Linked DNA regions of Mus musculus: region 2 is linked to region 1. Evidence: chromatin loops called from intact Hi-C (ENCODE). Cell type or tissue: left cerebral cortex. All regions are shown on one strand.

Region 1 (8,000 bases):
TCTGGTCACTAACAGCACATACATTAGTCACAATTATGAACAACGGTCCCAGGGAGGCAGGGAAGTCTCAGCGGGCGAGCTGATGACCACACATGACCAAGCAGCTGCCCAGAGTCTCGTGGCCAGTGAGCAGGGCAAGCAGAACGGGCAGGTGAGGGAGGGAGTGACTCTCACCCCAGCCACCCCATCAGTAGTCTGGGCACCGGGTAGGAGATGTCTTCTCCCCCAGGAGGCTGTGGGCTCCTCAGGATTGGGGGATCTGCTGGCACCGGGTAGGGCTGGGTGGGAGTCGAGCTGCTGCGCTCTGCTCGGTGCGGAAGCTGTACTCGTACTGCAAGAGAAGGAAAGAGGCAGAGTCAGACCACAGGATCCTGGAGAAGGCCCCGCTGAGCAGAGGGGAGGCTCCTGATGAGCCTTAGGCAGAGCGACTGCAGGTCAGGCATCCAGGCCTGGAACTAGAGCTGGGATAGTGTTTCATTCTGTATGAAAGTGTGTGTGTGTGTGTGTGTGTGTGTGTGTGTGTGTGTGTGTGTGTGAGAGAGAGAGAGAGAGAGAGAGAGAGAGAGAGAGAGAGAGAGAGAGAGAGAGAACGCAGTGTCCACTACTGGTGCCAATGGCAAGCTCACACGAGAATCTTGTGCCACGCTGAGAGGCTCCAGTTGTGTCTAAAGCTCTCGGAGACAGAGATAGACCGGAGAGTGAACTCCATGCCTGACCAGCCTCTCTCAACCCTCAGGTCCTGGGACCCCTTGCTGTGCAGCACCCATGACAGCCACCTCAGTGACCCGGGGGAGAGGCAAGGGAAGGAAGGGCTTCTGGGCTCTCACAATCCTGCACCCTCTGTAGCCGGATCTCACGGCACCCAGAGCCTTCCTGGTGGGGACCCTCACAGCTACAGGCAGACTAACAGCAACTGGTGATGTGGGAGCCTGCCTTCTGCTGGCCACCCTGCTAGCCTGAGCCAAGAGCCAGTCTATGGAGGACCACTAACCCTTACAGTGCGGATCCTAATTCTATAGAGTAAATTCTGGCAGCAAAAGGCTCCAAGCCCAGTGAAAACTCTGAGAAGACACAAGTGTCTGGGGTGGGAGGGGGCCCTGCCGTGGGGTGGGCTGCAGAACAGGATTTCTTATCCCGGCAGAGGTGAAGAGGGCTTGTGGGATAGCCTGGGGTGCCCTATTAGGCGAGAGGCATTTATGTTAGCGGTTTCCAACCACGTTCAGTAGATCAGAACTGGTGAGCAGTGGGGGCTCTGGAAATGTTTCCAACAGGGAGGAGGTTGATGAACTGCTGTCTTGAGCTCAGTCACTCTGTGTGGACGCCCACATGGTACTCAGCCTGTGGAGCAGAGTGTGGCCAAACTGTAGGAGGAGAAGCTGCAGACCCCAGTCAGGCTGTGTGGCCCAAACAGCCTCATCACACCCCCAAAGGGAGCTGCCCTGAGAAAGAGTAGCTGAGGTCATGACCAAGGAGCCACTCAAGATAGTGCCCATATGACCTGTGAGTCCTGTCTTCCCGTTCTGGATCTTGGTGGACTCACTTCTAAGGTGGGGTACAGCCAGCCAATTCCAAGGGTGGCATAGGCCCTTCCTTGGTGGCAAGCAGTTTCTATTAAACAGCTGGTGGCTACGAGGGGAGCCTATCAGAGCGCCCACAGCTCCCCCTGCCATTTTCCCACCTTCTAGTGACTCTTGAAGGCACAGGACACCATCCCATCAGGCTAACACCATTTTATCAGGCTATAGGCAGCTGTCTACCCAAGACGCTTCAGGCAATGGTCGGCACAACACTGCCACCTGGTGGCTGCTTCGGTGTATGCATGTCAGTGAACAGAAACACATTCCAGCCTCTGTTGGCTTTATCTTACTCTGTTGGGGCTAATGGAGTGGTGGGTGGGAGGAGGAATGTTTGGAGGATGGGGTCATGTTGGGAAGACTATAAAGGCATAAGTCCTGTGGAATCCTTGGTTCCCAGGGCTCATAGTGTGGTGGCAGAGGGGCCCAGGAACCTTCCATATAGTCGAGGACTAACCACCACCTCCTAGGGCAGTTGTACAAGGCATAGGCCCAAGCAAAGGAGCCTTTCCCAGGAAAGAGCGAAACCATGGAAGGGCAGAGATGCGGGGGCGGGGGCTTAATGGTAGAGACTTGAGGGTAGAGGGCCAGGGGCTGTTCCCAATAGAACAAAGGCCTGGGATGTCAGGACAGCAGTTCAGACAGAGAAGGCACAGGCTAGGGAGAGGACAGGGTGTAGTTTTACTGGTGGCTGGGAGAGTCCCCGGGAGGCTGTGTGTGTGTGTGTGTGTGTGTGTGTGTGTGTAGAGGTAGCTGGACCACAGGGACAACAGCCATCATGCAGTCAGAAGACAAAGAGGATAGGTCTATACCCTTGGGGTGGGGGTTGACAGTCCTGGGGGCTGCCTGAGAAGTGACACCTTGGGGTGAGATACAGTAGATCCTGACCTGGAACCTGCAAGGCCTAGGCTAGCTAGGATGAAATTTTGAGTGGTGGTCATAAGTCTGGGGTGGGTCTGAAATATTCATTTTCTAGTGGCTTCTAGGTGACTGGAGTTGGGGTCAGTTCTGAAAGCAAGCCTGACCAATCACATGACCAACATGACCACAGTGATGTAGGGAGGGTTGGAGTGGGAGGGCCAGAGGCTAGACTACGGTGGTCAGGTGGGTGATGGTGAACCACGAGGAGAACTAGGGACAGGCAGGGTAGGGTATCGCACTTTGAAAGCCAGCAGTGATTCTCAGATGAGGGAAGGAAAAGGCTCACATGGTACCAACGCGGTCAGGGCTGGAGATGCTGCCTGAGCTGTTCAGAAGTAGGCCGTGCTGTGCCCAGCTCCCAGGGCAGAAGGAAGCCTGTGGGGCAGTGGAACTTTCTTCATTTAATGCTGTCCGGTTGGCCCCGCCCCAGGATATCCTAGCCTGAGACTGGTGCTGGGCAGATGGGAACTGCAGCTTTCTGGGTAGTGGGTAGGGGAAGCATGGCTGACCAGGCAGTGGGGCCTCCATGTGTGGGGTCAGGGGTCCGTGCCTGTGGTGGCTGGGCATGGGAGCGGGTCTCTGGGAGGGGCAAGGACCTGCCTTCCAGTTCACTGTGAACGCTCCTTTCTTTGCACTCTGGCTTGTAGTGGAGAAGGAGCGGCAAGCACACACTTGCCTTTTCCTGTGCTGCAGCCCAAGCACACGGAGACCCTGGGGGCTGGCACCACGCATGGATCCCTCGGCCCCCGCCCTCTCCCTGGAGCTTTTTCCTTTTTAGGTTATCCTGGCTGGAAAAAGTCACCTCCCCCACTCTTGTTTTCCCTAATTCCCCAAATGAAATTTCAACATATGTCCCCCGACATAATCCCCCTTAGGCTGCGGATAACCTTCCCACAGACGAGGTCCTCCACCGGGGATTCTTCGTCCCCAAAATGTTTGCCCAAGAGACTAGGGCCGCTTCTGGAAGCCCTTTCACTCCCTTGGGCAAACAGAGAGTACCTTTGAAGGTGGATTTGAGCCCAGGCCTGTTTACTCAAGACATTAGTCTCCTGCATAAGGAAAACCTGCACTTGAGTACAAACAGCAAATCCTTTTTGAATTAAAAATATTTTCAATTAAAAAGCATTTGGTGTGCAGAGCCCAGTCCAGCTGAGCAGTGAAGGGCAGGGTGCCCTCTGGTGGACACAGCCTGTCATCGCAACTGTAGTGCTGGCTTGGCCTAGGAAAGAGATATCACTGTCAAAGGCTCTGTAGGGGACTTTCCCAGAGGCCCCAGGACCTTGTAATAGACAGCCTCAGGCCTCTCAGGCAGACAGGTCAGACAGTGGGTCACGGTCTCCACAAGCCCTTGCTCTCAGGAGACTAGCATTGTGTTAGGAGGAGGTGGCAGCATCATAGAGGCTAGGTCACTGCAGCCACCAGGGAAAGGGGTGACTAGCTTCTCCTGCCACTCACAGGGGAGCTGTGGGAGTCACTGGGGTGATCTGTGCCAACACACCCAGCAGTGCTTGTGCCCAAGAGGCCGATATGGGGAAAGCAGCAGCATTTATGAAAGGTCCTGGGTCCTTTTAATGATTGGTAAGGGGAGGCTTGCCTGACTCAGAAGTGCTTGCTGCCTACCAACGGGGCAGTAGTGGGGGTGGGGCTGGCATGCACAGGTTGTACCTGCTCAGGCCCTCGTCCTCTCCTGATTCAGTGCCAGTCACATCCACAGGGGGACAAGGCAGGCAGGAAGGTTTCTTTCTAGCTCTTTACTCTGCAGTCAGGAAGCATGCTGAGGGAAGGATCCAACTTCCTGAGACCCCAGAGTGAGGCAGGACAGTGCTGGTCCTGGCCCAGAGGGGAGCCTGGAGCAAATGCTGAGCTGGACAGGTGTCCATGCCCACCCCTTGATGGGCTGCAGGTGGGAGACATGGGGTCAGGTGACAACCAGAGCCAAAGCAGGTGGCGTGGCAGCAGATCACAGAAGGCCCTGGAGTGTGGGCTAGAATAGCAGAGAGATGGTTCAGGGGTGGAGAACAGTGGAGGGAAGGCTGGGCTTTCACAGATGGCCTAATGCCAGGGCAGAGGGAGTAGTAGAGGCTAGACCAGACAGCCCAGGATAGCTATGAATTCAGTCGAGAACAAAAAAGTAATTTATTAAAACATCATAAAAGTTCACTTACTTTTTTTTTTTTTAAGACAAGGTAGCCTCGGCTCTACATCCACAGAGATCTGCCTGCTTCTGAAGTGCGGTATTAATGGCGCGCACCGCCACCCCCAGCTCGAGGGTTGACATTTGTTGGACCTCAACCACACCATTCTTGAGGATGAGCTTTGTAAACGACTGTGTGGTGAGAGAAGTTGAGGGGCAGGACACAGCAGCCACCCGCCTGCTCTTCAGACCTCCCTTGGGCTATTCCATTATCCCTCACCTCCCAGGCACTGCCACAGCCTGCACTCAAACCTGTGTCCCATTTGTAAATACACCTTAGACCTCAGCCCTTCCTCATCCACAGCTCAGCCTCCAATGAGCCTCCATTCTGCCAGGTGCCCTTTCCACTCATGGGCTCCATGTTCTCCATGCTGTGTCTTGGACCTGGGGTTCAATCCTGGGGAAGGATTGGGGTGGGTCTGCTGTGGGCTGGGCCTGCTGTGGAGCGGGCCTGCTGCACCGCATTTCTGGGATGGGCTAGCTTAGACTTTGCATCTGCCCTCTAACAGGGACTCTAGATATTCCACTTAGCATGCAGGGCTGGGAACGTCTGGACCCATGCAGTCCGCAGGCAACCAAAGGGCTGAATGACACAGAGGGGGAGGACTCTGGGGTCCATGTCTTGTCAATGTTTTCTATGTGAGTCTGTACTGGGTGACAGCAAGGCCCAGCAAGAGTGTCACAGGCAAAGTGGGGGAGCTGGGCTTCTAATGGGGCAGGATGACCAGCGCCACAACAGTGAGCACCCCGGTTCTGTCCTCTCTCCATGTGGACACTCAGCAGAGTCACACGCTACCTGACTCCCATGGAGCGACTGTCAGCCTCCGTGCCTCTCCTGGAGAGAGGTGTACACTTCCCAGCTAGGCAGAGGATGAAGGCTGCCACACCACAGCGGCAGCAATACCACGCTGTCAATGGGGACATTTCATGAAGCAGATGGAAAGCTCTATATCACGACTATTAAAAGCTGAGAGTGAATGACAGGTAGAGGAGCTGCACGGCTGAGAACGGGGGAACAAGCTTCCTCTATGGATACAGAACAGCCTCCCCTTGCTGTGGTCCCACAGGCAGGCACCTGTGGGTGGGGCCTGCTTGCTGGGGAGGCCTGGGATTGGGTGGGTCTGTGGAGATGTATGTGTGTGTGTGTACAGGTGAATGGAAGCCACAGTTGTGGTTGAGATGGCATCTCAGCATTCACCTGGACATTAAAAACTGGGGGGGGGGGCTGTCTGTAATGCTGGAACACACCCTCCTCTACGTCACTGCAGGAAACACCTGAAGAGACGCTGCAGGTCGTGCAATGCCACATGGGGTATCCTGTGGAGGTCCTGCCCCACTCCATCTCTGCTACAATACAGGTGTTTGTCACCTCTGCCTGGCAACTTTTTCTAGCTCTGCTTGGGGAATTGCTGTACTTTAACATGTGGGATTAAAAAGTCCCATAAACCCGAAGAAAAAAAAGTGGAAACCCTCCTCTGAAGGACCTGCGAAAGCCAGCCGCTCACCTTGACTCTGGTTCTGCACATGTAGGAGTGTTGACAATGGAGCCCTGACAGAGAATGCGGACTTGAAGAGCATCTCTGCGGCAGCTACAGTTCCACAGCTCTTTAATTTCAATGCTGCGTGCTCCAGGCCACCATGCCGACAAACTGTGGTAGCCACTCTTAGGTGCTGTGGCCTCCAATAAAACTCAAAAGATGGAGCAGCATTCTCAACCTGTGGGCCATTCCCCCTCCCCCGCAGCAAACCTTCACCTCAAAAAATGTTTACAGTAGGATTCATAACAGTAGCAGAATTACAGTTATGAAGTAGCCATGAGATAGTTTCATGGTTGGGGTCACCCTGACATGAGGAGCCGTAGTAAACCACTGCAGCACTGGAAGGCCAAGGACCACTGCGACAGACACGCCGCAGTCGTTAGAGAACTTACTTCTCTTCCAAGGGAGCTGAGTTTGCATTCCAGCACCCACACTGGGTGGCTCACCATTCATAGCTCCAACTCCATGGGGTCCGATTCTGGCCTGTGAGCGCACCCTCACACACACAGCACACACACACACATACACACACACACACACACACACACACACATACACACACACACACACATACACACACACGCACACACATGCACACACATGCACGCAGATATACAAGAGACAAATACAAAACCGCAAAGAGCCGGGGCGGCACACGCCTTTAATCCCAGCACTTGGGAGGCAGAGGCAGGCAGATTTCTGAGTTTGAGGCCTGGTCTACAGAGTGAGTTCCAGGACAGCCAGGGCTACACAGAGAAACCCTGTCTTGAAAAAACAAAACAAAGCAAAACAAACAAAGCCACAAAGACAGTGTGGGGGGCTGGGGGGTGGGAACTCAGAGCATGGTGGGGGAAAACACAGCCATGTCCACAGGTGACTGAAAGCGGCCCTGAGAGGCTGCACCCATCCCAGTGAGATTATGCGGGAAAGAGAAACACAGGGCCAATTCTCAAACAGGAGAAAAGACAAACACGGGTAACGTAACGCCACTAAAGAGGCCTGGGGACCTGGAAGGGCCAGCTGAGGGAAGGGGTACACCAGGAAGGGGACAGGTGCTACACTACACGAGCGGTCAGGGTGGTGTCTGGGCTGCTGGTCTGTGGGTAAGGTGACAAGGACAGCGACATTACTGTTGCTTCAGTTCAGGAGAGGCCTGCTCCAGAATCTCAGCCAGCACTGGGAGCGTCCTCTATACATGCGGCAGATGAGAAGGCGCAAGCAATGGCCCTGCTGACAGAAGTCACAGCGACACACAACACCCAGCCATGTCCTGAAAACCAACAGGAGGGGCTGGGCATGCGGCTCAGTCGGCACAGATCTGGCCCTGCACACACTGGGCCTAGGTTTGATCCCCTGCACTGTAAAAACCCGGCATGGTGCTACCTATAACCCAGCACTGGGAAGTAAAGACAAGGGGACCGGAAGTTGAAGGTTATCCTCAGTTAGATACAGAGTTTAAGGGCAGCCTGGGCTACTTGAGACCCCATCTCAAAAGAACAGCAGAAAGAAACACACGAGAATTCATTAAAGAGAACCCTTTGGTTTCCCACTGGCCAATACACAAAGACCCGGGTGGACATGCGTGTAAAACGCCAGCCACCCTATCACCCGTGATTCTGTGCAGTCTCACAAAAAAAACCTTGGGGAGAGGTGTAATGGTCCCTTTAGGGCTGGGCTCTCCAGGGTCTCATTCTCTGTGGGTTCCACGCTTGGTGGTTCTTGTTATTACTGCAAGGAGGAGTTTCCCTGATTGGGAGATGTCAGGCCCCTCCC
Region 2 (8,000 bases), 180 kb before region 1:
ACTCCTTCACCTCCTGAAAGTTATCCCCTGACCTCCATAGCTATACTGTGGCACACCCCGGCACAAACACAGGTGCCTACAAAGTAAACACGATCATGAAATATACACATGAAGAAACTGAGCGCTGACAGACTGGTTCATGTCTGACCGCAGCACTCCAGAGACAGGCCTTAAGGCCAGCCTGGACTACATTGTTCAAATCTGTCTTAAACAAACAAACAAAACCAAAGAAACATCTGGAGTCTGTGTATTATAGCATCATCTATACAAAACTCAAAACCAACGGTGACTGAGCCACATATCAATCAGTTTAAGTGATCAGGAAGTTGGTTTCCCCACCCCCATTCATAGCTTTAAAGAAAACTTTAATGGATTCTTTGTGGATTTCACATCATGCACTCCAGTCCCACTCATCTCCCTGTCCCCCCTCATATCCACCCTTCACCCTGCAACCTCCCTCCAAACAACACACTCACACACACACACACACACACACACACACACACACACACACACACACACCACCACCACCACCACCACCACCACCAACAACAACAACAAAGAAAGCATAAAAAAAAATCTCATCATGGAAGCTGTGGTGTCACTGTATATCCCTCTGTCCACACATCTTCATTTGCAAATGTTCACTGCAGTGAGTCATTGGTCGTGTTTGAGATCTCTGGCATCTGTCACGCCATCCATACTGGATCCTCATCAGGACTCCTCCCAGTTATCCTGTCGTCGCCCGTGTCATGGAGATCCTGCAGCTTTGGATCCGCAGAACCGGCCCTTTCAGGCATTCCAACCGCTCACAGATGATATGGATTTTGAGGTGGGCCAACTCAGAGCCCTGGAGCCAAGCCTGGGTGGTGGCTGGGCTGGCCAGCTCACTGGCTCTCCTGTGTCTGCACCACCAGGCAAGCTCTCCAGCACTGCTCTGGCCAGGCCACCCAATGCTGTCACGGGCAGGGTCAGTTTCCCTGCTCTCATGGCCTCCAGGGCAGCTCACTTCAGCTCCAGCTCCACTCTGCTGCCCAGTCAAGGTGCTGGGCCCACTCTGCCAAGTGCTGTGCCTGTGAGGGGCAAGGCCCACTCTCCCACTGACACCCTCAAGGCTGGCTCTCCAACGCCTTCGCCATCAGGGCCAGCTCCACTGTGCTGCACAGGCTAGGTGCAGGGCCTGCTCTCCTGGTCTCGTGACCCCAGAGCCAGCTCTCCCTGTTACTACAAGTGGCAAGGGGGTGAAGGTGAGGGCATCACCCCCTCACTCACACCATCTCACACCAAAAGAGCTGTGGGGCTGGTTTTCCCATGCTCCCCCTGTCAGGGCTGGTTCACCTGCACCCTCACCATCTGCTCTGCTGTGCTGTCCACGTGAGGTCCAGGGCCTGTTGTCTCCAGTGCTGCGGCTGGGGAGGGTCAGGGCTAGCTCTCCTGATGGCCAGCGGTGGCAATGGGTGGGTGGGAAGCGTCACCTTTGCGCCTGTGCAACCTCGTGGCAGGTGAGTGGTGGAGTCAGTTCTCTCAGATTCTCAGGGCTGTCTCACCCACATCCCTCCCCAGCAAGGCAACTTCCACTGTTCTGCCCGGGTGAAGCACAGAGCCCACTCTGCCTAGTGTCGCCAGCTGTGAGAGATGGCACCAGCTCTTCACAGTGCTACATCCAGTGAGGGGCAGGCCAGTTATGCACAGCCCTTGGACATCCAGGGACTGCCATGACCAGGGACACTCCCATGGTCTCTAGTGGTAATGTGAGCCATGCACATCGACACTGACCACTGCCTCTGCATAGCCATGCACTCAGACGTGGCCCTCAGACGCAGCTTGGGCTGGACTTCACCATGGCCCCAGATGGCGGGGCTGGTCGTTGACAGCAGGCTCCTCCTGTCTACCCTTGAGTCTCCAGTTCCACCTCTCTCCATAATGCTCAAGCTGCTCCACTTCTTTCTCTCGCCCATCTGACCACCACATACGTGCACACTGCGGTGGCTTTTGTTGCAGGATGGCCACATGGCTGGTGAGGCCCTGCGTGTCATCCTTCATTGGTGCTGTGTGGCATAGCAGCAAGCGGGTGTCTATGTTCCACATGTGCTGTGCACTAGAGGGGAGGTCTGTGGGTGGTATGGTGGTCCATAGGTCTCCGTCTGTCTTCCTCCTCCTGCACTGTGTTACCTGTATTCATGAGTCTGGGCTCCAGAAGCTGCCCTGCTCCTCAGGAATGCCAAGTTGTAGAAACTATGGGGCACTGTCTGTCTTCCATTCTTGGCACTGCTTGATCACACAGGTGTCCCAGGAATTGTCACTCTAGCTCTGTGACCTTGAAGAGGCTCCTCTGCCTCACAGAACGTCAGTATCTTCATCTATACAATGGGGGTCTCAAGGCTACTCTGAATGGGAGTTAAATGAGATAATACCCAGAGACTGACTCATGAGCAGAGGAGCCATCACTACTGTGATTGCCATGGTCATAGGTGTTATTGTTCTTCAGAGTTTGGTCAGGCATATTATAAAGCAAAGCAGCCAACCCACATTCTCCACTAACATTGGCTGCATAAGAAGCAGCCTTCCACAGATGCAGGAGCAAGGACCCTGTTCCGTGCAGATGCTCATGGCCGTGACAGCTGAGATGGCAGAAACCTCTTGTAGAAATGCTGTCTTTTGTCTGCTGTACATGCCCACCACCCATGCCCATAACCCGTTTCCTTTTGGCTGTCTTTGGATTTTTGAGCGCGCGCGCGTGTGTGTGTGTGTGTGTGTGTCTCATTATGTAGTTCAGGATGGCTTTGAACTTACTATGCAGTCCAGGCTCGTTTCAGACTCACAGTCTTCCTGCCTCAGCTTTCTGAGTTCTGGGATTACAGGAGTGTGGCATTCAGCTTTGGAGTACACCAGGGCTCCCAGCTGAGGGTGGGGAGAGGTGGCTCAGTTGGTAAAGTTGTGCATAGGTGTGAAGACCTGGGGTTGATCCCGAAACCTACACAAAGTTGGGTGTGGTGGTGTGTGCTGTGAACCCAGCCCTGGAGAGGCAGAGACAGCCCTGGGAGTCTCTCTCCAGCCAGCCTAGCCTAATCAGGCAAGCCCCAGGGCAAAAAGAGACCCAGTCTCAAAAAACAAGATAGTGGCACACACCTTAAATCCCAGCACTCGGGAGGCAGAGGCAGGTGGATCTCTGAGTTGAAGAGCCAGTAATGACTATGTAATGAGACCCAGTCACAAACAAACAAAACAAACAAAAACTCACAACAAAACATTGTGGGGTGGGGTGGGGTGGGGTGGCGTGCACTGAAAAAATGGCACGAATATCATGGGCCTCTACTGCCCAACGCTTATTCTCCCCACTGGCCATCCTCAGGACCCTTAGCAATCCCTTCTGCAAGCATTGAGAGCCCAGCTGGCTAGTCTGTGGACGATGGCCTGCCTGACTCCCGAGTGCCACCTTGTGGCCTGATGTGTGACTGCAGGGTTCATGTAGAAATTCTGGCTGGTCAGTCTTGGGGATTTAGAAGCTAAATAGAGGGAAATAGAGGAAGAAGAGAGTGGGATGGTGTCCACAGAGAGCCATGTGGGTGCTCTGTCACATGGGCACACTGCTCGTGCCAGATCAAGGCATGGATAATACATATTCTTCATCTAGGGAATGGGCACCGGCTTCATTTCTTCTCTGTTCCATTTGCGAGAGTAAACATTTCTTGGTTCTATATAGTAGTTCACAGTTCTATATAGTAGTTCACAGCTGACCTAATTTACTCTGCTGGTTTGGAGACAAGGACATCCAAGTTGTCCTTCCTTTCCTGTCTGACCCTGGCACCACTCAGAGTCTCCATTTTTGACTCTCAGACTCCAAGGTCATTGGGGTTTGCCCCACTGCCATGCCTCTTGTGGCTCCTGCTTCTGATCCTCAACTTGCTCTTCCATCTTCCTAGATATCCTTGTCGGTCTCTGTCTTGTCCATTCCTCTACGACCACTCTGGGATGCTCAGCCCAAGTGTTTTCTCTTCCAGGAGGGTTTCCCTGGAGTCCCAAGCCCTGGGGCGATCCCTCCCCACTTTGAGTCACTTATGTCTTTTGAGTGACTGCTCATGCTTGACCCAGGAGACCTGGGTCACAGAAGAAAGAAGATAGAGATGAAGGAAGGCTCAACCCCTCTCCCTCCAGCTCCAGCCAATTTCACAAGATCTCAAAGCAGTGAGTGGGGTCAAGGTCTGCTTGAGGACGCTGAGAAGCCATCAGCCTGCAGGACCGGGACCTTTGAGGAGAGCACTCCCCCTCCCCGTCTTACTCCCCAGTCCATGTCTTCATCTGGACGGGGTGGGGGTGGGGGTCGGGGGATGCAGGTGACAATGAGGCAGTGGATTAGCTCAGCCCCCACCCCCACATTTTTTAGTGACAGGATTTTAGACATTGCTCTAGGCTACAGGGTTGGCAGCCCACTGTTCTTGAAGAATAGAACATGGACGCCCCTCACCCCTCCCTCCATCGTCCCTCCTCCAGTTCCAGCTTGGAGCCCAGCCACCAAGGCTCTGTTTAGTCCTGCCTCCGGAGCTGTGCAGTTTGGACCATGTGACTTAGGTTTCCCGGAGTCTTGTGAGGCACGCTGAAGGTAGGAGATTCCCTACCTCCAGGTGTCTGGACTGACCTTGGAGGATCTTGTCCTAGGACCAGAAACAGTGGGCCTGGAAGAGCAGCTGAGTTTTCGGTGTGGGGGTGGGGTGGGATTGGCAAGGCTCAAATGTTGTGATTCAAGCTGCTTTCCTGTCTAGATTGTGTCCTCCCGTTTGCTTCATCATACTGAGCTATCACCTCCTCTCCTGGGCCTCGGTGTCCCTTCTGAAGCCCAGGACCCTGCCTTTTAGGTTACATACAAACGAAGAAAAGGCATCTCCGAAGTTGCTTAGCAGCCAGTTACCCAGCAGAGGTTGTGGAGAGGCAGTCCCCTAGGGGGCGCTGGTGCTCACCGGCAGAGTGAGAGGTCTCATGGTGGCTCTCAGGTGGTCCTGACAGCCACAGTTGAGGCTCTGTTGGGTTTTGTCCCCTGGCTGACCTGCCCATCAGTGCTCCAGGCAGGAGACCCCATGCTTGTCTTCTGGATCCTCAGGGGCCCAGCTGTGGTCTGTGTCACCTCATTTGGGGTCATCTCTGGTATGCTCAGCTCACATGCCTCAGACTAAAGACTGCCCCATCCCATCTTCGCCCTTTGTACACACAATGACCAGGGGGCCTAGATATTTCCTGAATACCTTGAGAGTCTGGACTTCTCTTGCTCACCACAGGTACCACCCTGGTCAAAGCTGCTGTCACCTCTCACCTCAGAGACCCAGCTGACCTCCCTGACCCCATTCAGTTCACCTAAGCTAATCATATATTTCTGCTCAGCAGAGTCCTTCTCCTGGCCCCGCCTTAGCTACCTTTCTGGTCGCATTCTGCCTCCTCCGAGGTTTATAAGCCTGGACCATCCTCAGACATCCTTCTCACCCCCGGGCTCTCTCCCCAGCTAGGTAACTTCAGATCTCAGCTGAATGGCTTCTTCTAGGAAGTCTTCCCTGATTCCCACCCCCATGAGACCAGCTGCCCCAGGACCAAGGCTCTATTACATGTCACCTGAACTACATCAGGTTTTCTACACCCTTGGAGGTGACCATCTCTTCCTTCATTCTCAGCCTGGTTGACACTGAAAGAAGCCCCCATAGGCAATGGCTGCCTCAATGAAGGGATGGGTGTTTTGGGTGATTGGACAGAGGGCACTGGACATGGATGACTGTGTTGGACTCAAGGCTGAGATGGCCAGGGCTGAGGCAAGGAGGGAAGGAGAGGGGATTGGTTATGAGGTAGAGTTGGGCAAGACCCAAACCCAGTGTCCATGACTTATCGCCCTGTCAGTCACAGGGCGGTCCAGTAGTGTCACGGGCAGCTCCCGCTTAGACCCAAGCCCCATCCCCAAGGAGGGGCCACACAGGAGTGTACAGGTTGTTTATTTACAAATATACCAACATCTTGTCTTTTTTTCTTGCTGTTTCCATTTTCTGCTTTTGTGGGAAGAGGCAGAAGGTGAGTGGAAGGCGGGGGTGGTGATGTGGAAACGCTAATAAATAATTTAACAATGACAAGTTATTAAATAAAATGTGTGTGGGGATGGCAGGCGGGCAGTCTGTACAAGGTAAACGGAAAGAATACGATGGGTGGCCTGGCCCCAGTCCAGCTGCAACAAACGCCCTCCAAGCGGGACCCCAGGGCAGGGCAGCAGCCCAGAGACCATTGGCAATTGCCCCTGTCAAGGGCCACATGTTGAAGGGTCCTTCCTGTCTCCCTGCTCCCAGGCCATGTGTGAGCCTCCTTGTTTCGGGTGTGAGTGTGTGCGCACGTGTGTGAGTGTGCTGCCCCTTCCACGCATCGGTCAGCCCTGGGCTGCAGCGTCCCCCTGGTCCTAGGGGTGCCCAGAGCTCTGAGTCCATCTTCCCCTGCTGAGCGGGGGGGGGGGGGGTACAATCAGACAGACAGGGAGGTGGTCTCACTTCAAAGGGATGTCCCTAAAGGAGGAGAGGCTGCCCTTGAGCTGGATCTCTTATGTAAGGGCAGTTTCTCAATGCCCACCTGCCACTAAGGAAGCCTCCATAACAGCAGGCTGTCTGTGCCACCCCTTGGTCTGACTCTCACCCCTGGTGTGGTGTCTGTGTGTGGGGCCTCTTCTGAGTCTCTGAGGACAGCAGAGAGAAGGGAAGCCTCATGGAATGAATCTACAGATAGGGCCCTGGCTGGGACAAAGCTCAGGTTCTTGTCACTCCTGTGTGACACCTGGACAGGCTCCTTCCTCTCTGCCTGAGCCTCAACATGCCACACCCCCAGCCAGGAGGTGGAACTTGGATTTTCTCTCTCAATTTCTACCTCATTCTCCCATATCCCTCTGCCCTTTCAGGCTGCAGGCTAGCCCCACCCCCCACCTTCAACCCTCCACCACTGCCTCCTTCCAGCCTCAGTTCCAGAAGCCTGAGTGTGCTATCTAACAAGGTCTGGGCAAGATCAAAGGCTGTCTCTTCCCACGGGACAGAAGCCCTTGTCCCTGCAGCAGCCATGTTGTCTCAGCAGGGCAGCAGGCCACAGCCGTGGTGAAAGAATGCTGAGAGTGGCTGCCAGGGCATCTCTGGTGTGGTGGCTGGGGGGACCCTCCTCTGGCAACTTAGAAGTGATAACATCTTCTGGCTTGGGGACACCAGCATGGCAACAGCAGAGGCCAGGGCTGGACTCGGTTTGGAGGACCCTTGGGGTCAGCAGGTGTGGTGAGAACGCATTGGTCCCTGGTGGTGGTGGTGGGGTGCATATGTGAGACAGAGATGGGGACAGACCTAATGTCCTCTCCTCATCTGTGGCTCTGTCACTACGTTGCTGTGAAGCCTTGAGCACATCCCAGCTCTTCTCCTGTCTCAGGTTTCTCAGCAGCGACACAGTCTACTGGATTGCATCTCCCAACTTAAAAAGTGGATGAGAGTAGGCCCGGGTTCCTGGAGCTCCTATTTACCCTGGGTCTGCCCGGAGTATGCACTGTACCATTCAGCCAGGGGCCTGTGCCAGAGGAGGCAAGGGCGAGCCACACAAGCAGCTAGCTCAGGACCACACCTTCAGCATGGAGGATAGTGATAGAATGGGGGACACGGGAGGGCTGTGCTAGCTGCTCTTCCCTGCTGACTCCATATTGTGACATCTGGGTGGGGCTAAGGGGGTCTGAGGTCTCCCCAGAGACAGGAAATTAACCCACGCAGCTTAACTAACCAGGCACAGGAGCCCAAAATGGCGGGCGACAGAGAGATACTCATCCTGCCGTGCTCACAGCTAGAGCTCGGCAGACATCAGGACGGGTGGGTTGGTGGGTGAGGGGTGGCTAGGAGTCTGCGTTAAATGAATGGCAGCCTTCTCCTGGGCTTCTGGCCTGGAACACAGTGCTTGCCAGAGGTTGGGGGGTGGTGTGCGGGGGGGGGGTGACAAGGAAAGAACCACGGCTGCTTCAGCTT

The links. A loop is a pair of places that touch in the nucleus more often than their neighbours do. Peaks named below come from ENCODE experiments on the same cell type or tissue, not always from the same donor. Only the 100,000 strongest peaks of a DNase experiment are listed, where the experiment ranks them.
Region 2: it touches region 1 in a loop (2.0-fold over the local background); 2 of 42 quality-filtered maps call a loop at or near these places.

The regions. Positions count from the first base shown.
Region 1 is chr2:33,733,201-33,741,200 of GRCm38, forward strand. It overlaps Mvb12b (multivesicular body subunit 12B), which reads right to left. Exons shown (of 10, transcript NM_175184.4): 10 at 1-331. The coding sequence ends at 245. Gm52507 (a long non-coding RNA gene) reads left to right here and starts at 282. Exons shown (of 4, transcript XR_003953788.1): 1 at 282-8,000. In left cerebral cortex, CTCF peaks have their summits at 1,801 (motif pointing left) and 3,680 (motif pointing left); DNase peaks (open chromatin) are centred at 1,786 and 3,682.
Region 2 is chr2:33,555,013-33,563,012 of GRCm38, forward strand. It overlaps Lmx1b (LIM homeobox transcription factor 1 beta), which reads right to left. Exons shown (of 8, transcript NM_010725.3): 8 at 5,953-8,000. Gm39789 (a long non-coding RNA gene) reads right to left here and starts at 499. Exons shown (of 4, transcript XR_866135.1): 1 at 1-499. In left cerebral cortex, CTCF peaks have their summits at 3,450 (motif pointing left) and 4,944 (motif pointing right); DNase peaks (open chromatin) are centred at 791, 3,441, 4,549 and 4,938; H3K4me3 peaks cover 215 bases; H3K27ac peaks cover 559 bases.